Linked DNA regions of Homo sapiens: region 2 is linked to region 1. A link is a loop called in an ENCODE intact Hi-C map of the cell type or tissue named here. Cell type or tissue: endothelial cell of umbilical vein. All regions are shown on one strand.

What was found. A loop is a pair of places that touch in the nucleus more often than their neighbours do. Peaks named below come from ENCODE experiments on the same cell type or tissue, not always from the same donor. Only the 100,000 strongest peaks of a DNase experiment are listed, where the experiment ranks them.
Region 2: it touches region 1 in a loop (6-fold over the local background); 7 of 110 quality-filtered maps call a loop at or near these places.

Annotation. Positions count from the first base shown.
Region 1 is chr9:100,586,466-100,588,965 of GRCh38, reverse strand. CAVIN4 (caveolae associated protein 4) reads right to left here. Exons shown (of 2, transcript NM_001018116.2): 2 at 577-2,500. Among named protein-coding and RNA genes, the nearest start is that of CAVIN4, 9.6 kb to the right of the region's middle. In endothelial cell of umbilical vein, no CTCF peak of the experiment used is centred here; a DNase peak (open chromatin) is centred at 1,425; H3K27ac peaks cover 1,388 bases.
Region 2 is chr9:100,085,954-100,088,453 of GRCh38, reverse strand. All of the region lies in intron 1 of ERP44 (endoplasmic reticulum protein 44), which reads left to right. Among named protein-coding and RNA genes, the nearest start is that of ERP44, 12 kb to the left of the region's middle. In endothelial cell of umbilical vein, no CTCF peak of the experiment used is centred here; a DNase peak (open chromatin) is centred at 1,103; H3K27ac peaks cover 726 bases.

The DNA of each region.
Region 1 (2,500 bases):
TTGTCCCTGTTATCTGAAACTTTAAAAATACAAACACTGACTAGAATATTCCTGATGTCAAACGGGACGTGTGACTTTGCAGCCCATTATTTTTATACCAAGAAAATTAAGTTAAAGGAATAATAAATTATGAATGTAGCATTTGGAATGTCCCAAATATGGGAAGAAATGTAGAGAAACAGAGCAACATGGAGGGAAAATCCTAGTACCAAGAAAGCAGTACAAGGTTACAATAAACCTCCAGGGACATGAAACTGTTTAGTGTTTTGGGGTTGCACAAAGTCTACCATGATGAAGAGCTGACCAGGTTATAACTCCTTCCTCATCAAAATTCAAATACAGCTATATGTGAAATGTTCCATAAAATGTCAAGTCTGGTTATATATGAATCAGTAAGCAAACTGACTTTACAAAAATTCCATGACAGTAATGTTTGCAGAAAAATATTTCAGGTCAACTGATATTTATTCTGCATAGGGCTAGAAAAAAGAAAAAGCTTGTAACTTCTTTACATTCACTGTTTGCATTATTAGTAAAAATATTTATAGGACACAAACATCAAATGTTGTAATAACATTTTCTTAAATTCAAATTTATTATGGTTCTTAAGAAAATATGTGATTAGGCACCCAAGATCTTTCCAAAATGTCATAAAAACATTTTAAAATTATTCATTTGAAAGTGTTATCCAATGTTGTATACACTTTAGTTTTCAATATAAAAAGGTAACAACATGAACGATATTATGATTTCATGTATTCATGCAAGGTGAAGAGGAAATGATGCTGAATCAGACTCCCAAACCCAAACATCTGAGTAACTGAGTCAAATATTTTAAAGCCGATTTATGTATGCCTGTGTGTATATGTGTACACTTATTATTTTAACTACCATATGATTATCCAAAAACTGATCTGAAAGTGAGAAAAAAAGTGGGATAGCTGATCGTTGTCCCAACTCTTCAAATTCAACAATTTCATCATTTCTTCTCTATTACAACACCATGCTACATTAAACATCCTTCAAGTACAGAATCAGTACTACCATTTCTTTCTTTTCTTTTTTTCTTTTTTTTTGAAACAGAGTCTGGCTCTTTTGCCCAGGCTTGAGTGCAGTGGCACAATCTCGGCTCACTGCAACCTCCGCCTCCTGGGTTCAGGCAATTCTCCTGTCTCAGCCTCCTGAGTAGCTGGGACAGGCGCATGCCACCATGCCCAGCTAATTTTTGTATTTTCAGTAGAGTCAGGGTTTCGCCATGTTGGTCAGGCTGGTCGTGAACTTCTGACCTCAGGTGATTCACCCACCTCGGCCTCGCAAAGTGCTGGGATTACTCCCCGTGAGCCACCACACCCGGCCCATTTCTTTCTTTCTTTAGCAACAATAGACATTGTTCTACTTCCTGGATTCCACGATCTAAAGCTAAAAGATAAGGAGAATCTGGCTTCCTCCCAAAGCAGCTATGATGAACTCCTATCAACACTGTTTTGGACAGCTGGACCCTGAAGGGTACACTCAGGAAAACAGGAATATTTGTGGTCATTTCCAAACCCAATGCATCAGGGCCGACTTTAGAAACATAGTCACAATTTTATGCCTCATACTGCTTAAACAAATTTAGTGCTATAGTCCACCAAAGATCTTAATCAAAAGGAAATTAGAAAGGGTCTGGCTGGGGAACATTTTGAGACCCAACTAAAACCCAAGATATAGTTAGTCTGATGAAAAAGTGGTCACCCAAACATTTACTTATTTTTCACTCTTGATTCTGTGAAAAGGCTTCTGAAGACCAGCTTTAGTTTCTCTCCAACCTAGGACCTTATTGATTGGTGCTGAGGGCTTTTTCAGAAGGTGTAACTCTTTCCATTCTGTTTTGGAGGAACTGATGAGGCTTGTTTTCTCTGGGTGTGCTTCTTGTTCCCCCAGAATGTGTACCATTTCCTTTGATCATCACAACAGTCCTCTGAGGCAGGCAGCAGAGGCCAACCCTCTCCATTTTTACTGATGAGAATAAGCAGATGACTTGCCCAGGGTTTTCTTATAAGTAAAGCTATGATACTAGAGCCAAATGCTCAAGTCCAAAACTTCAATTTTTTAATGTGAAAGCATCAAAAAAGGGGTGTGACTGCTAATTTACTAACAAATCTGTTGATCTGAACATCTGGACGATATAACCCACACATGAGTTATTCCCCTTTGAGGCTGGCCACAATATTAATCCTAACCAATATTTAGAGTTCTCCTGCAAATGACGGCCGCAAAGTTGCCCTTACCAAACACGTAACTGGCCCAACCTAGGAAACTATTTTTCTGGTGGACAAGAGAAAGGAACTAAAAAATCCACAGCTGCCATGAGAAAGAGTGATAATAATATTTATATTATCTTCAAGATTTTAAATATAAGAAAAAAAATACATTTATGTTTTCCTACATGGCACAGAAATGTAGACGACTACACTATTCAAACTAAAACTGCATGATTAGGAGATTCATATTTAGGATA
Region 2 (2,500 bases), 500 kb after region 1:
GCCTTGAAGCAAGTGAGGGAGTTAGTCATTTGGATTTCCTGGAAGAAGAGCCTTCCAGGCAGGGCCGTTAGTCAGTGCAAAGCCCCTAATGTGGGAGTGTCCCAGGCATATTCAAGAAATAGCAAGGAGAGCAGCGTGATTGTCATATAGTGAATAAGATACAGCATATTAGAAGATGAAGTCATTTAGTTAAAACATATTTTGCAAAAGTGTACTTGCCCTTACTATGTATGTTGTTTACTGATAATTGTTTTTCTTTTTCTATTCTGTGCTTTATTTTATTTTTTAAAAATTGCTGATCTGACTCAGTAGGGAAGAACTTCCTAACTGGGTGGCTGATATTATTGATCTCTTCAGCCTTGCCCCATTTGCCTCTGTTGGGAGTAGCCTTTGTTGTTTTGATTCTCTGTTACAGGAGGGGTCCCAACTTGCAGTGTGAAAAATACTGTTGTAGTAACTTAAAATGTTAAACCAAAAGATTTCCTGACGTGTTTTTTGATTCCCGAAAGTGATAACACTTTCATGGTACAGAAAAGCATAATGAAGAAAAAAATGCGTACACTAACCACTGATAACATTTTAGTGTATTTCCTTTCGGTTTTATTCTGTGCATATGCGTATGGATTTTTAATAGTAATGTGTATATTTTGAACAATATAAGATTGGGCTCTTTTTGTTTAATCCTGATGTAGAGTGGTAGACTTCTGGTTCATAGAAATATAGAAAGAAAAGATACCACATGCTTAGATGTATTCTACCACTTGGAAATAACTCCTAGCTTGACCATGTAACTTCAAAAAGTTATTTAACCTTTCTGAGTTTCCATTTTCTCACATATCAGATAGAGATAAAGACCTCTCCTGCTTAGTTCTGGGGCAGCTAATGAGACTGAATGTGTCTGTAGTGCATTATAAGAAACTAAACTCTCCTGGTTTTTGCCACATAATAGGTGTTCAATAAATGTTAAGATGAGGGACTGAGTGAATGAATGAATGACTAAATAGATACCCTTTTTTTGAAACTTTCAAGTTGTCTGTCCAATGGTATTAAAATTGTGTGCACTGATGTAATGAGTTCACTTGACCAGCTTCCGGCCTTTGTGGTCTGTGGTCTTCTTATCCTAATAATTACATTGTCATTATGCCAACAAAAACAGCTTAAAAATGTGACTGTTAAGTGAATAAGTTATCAGCTTAGCTCTGTTTTATAACTGTATTTTAATTAGTGTTATACATAAATTTGTTATATTATTTTGAAAAAAGCTTATGGAGGGAGTTGTGTTTTGTCGTATAGTCCATTGGTTTTAGAATTAAAGGAGATTAGGGTTTGAATTCTGTTCTGCCATTAATTTGGACACGTCACTTAGCTTATTTGAATCTTATTCATTTAATAAATATTCTCCCTTTTACTGTATGCCAGAGACTGCAAAGTTTTTTTTTTTATTTATAAAATAGGGATAATGTAATTCCTACTTCACGTTCAGAGTTGCTATGATGATTTAAAGAGATAATATACATGTTTGTAAACTGTTGATAGAAGATACTGTTAGATTAAAATATTTGTGGATGCTTCAAACATGTGTTTGTTGTGTGGATTCTTTCCCCAGAAGGCTAGGTGTGCAATGTATTTCCCTTTCAGGGAGAGTTGATCAATTATGGAAGTAGTTCTATGGTCTGGATTTCTGGGGTAACTGAGAGTACTAGAAGGTAGAGTGACTTTGAAGCTGGAAAGACCTGCTTCATTCCTAGCTCCCTCTCTTTTTAGCTGTTGTGATAGTAGGCAAATTTCTTTATCTTTTTGAATATCAGTTTTTCTAAAAGTGGGAATAATAATTCTGCAAGATTGTGAGATTGAGATATAATGTATGTAAAGGACATTGTATGATGTCTGGCATGTAGGAGATACTTGTTTGTAAAGTAATAGTAGAGAAGGAAATGTTGTTAAGTGAATGGAGTCGTTGTGAAATGGAGAAAGCACCTTAGAAAAGGATAGTGCTTGTGCTGACCATCCTTCTGTGATTGTTATCTTTTGACTCTCTGAAATGAGTAAATGGGTGAGGCTTTTAATTTTAAAAGTCAAGTCTAGATATTAGTGGTTTCTTAAAGTATTTGTTAACTTGTCTCTTTCCTTTGGTAAGTTATGACATAGCCTTATCAAAATAGTGACAACTATAATTATGATTGATAGAAATAAAAATCTAACTTGATATGCATTTCAGCTTTTAATACAAAAGCAAATAAATTCCTGTAAGTGGTATAAATGAAAGTGAGGAAACATGCGTTATGCCCTGCTGTTTGAAAGGTATCATTTGCACTACATAGAAAAACATCGTTTCTATTACCTTGAACATTCAAAATCATTCAAAAAAGATTATCTCTGACTGTTGTAATTGACTAGGTATATGGAAAATGATGACAAATCTTTAGAAAAATATAATCTTTCTCTAGTTGAATTTAGTAAGGAAAGAGTAGATTATACTGCAGATTTCTCATTACTGAAA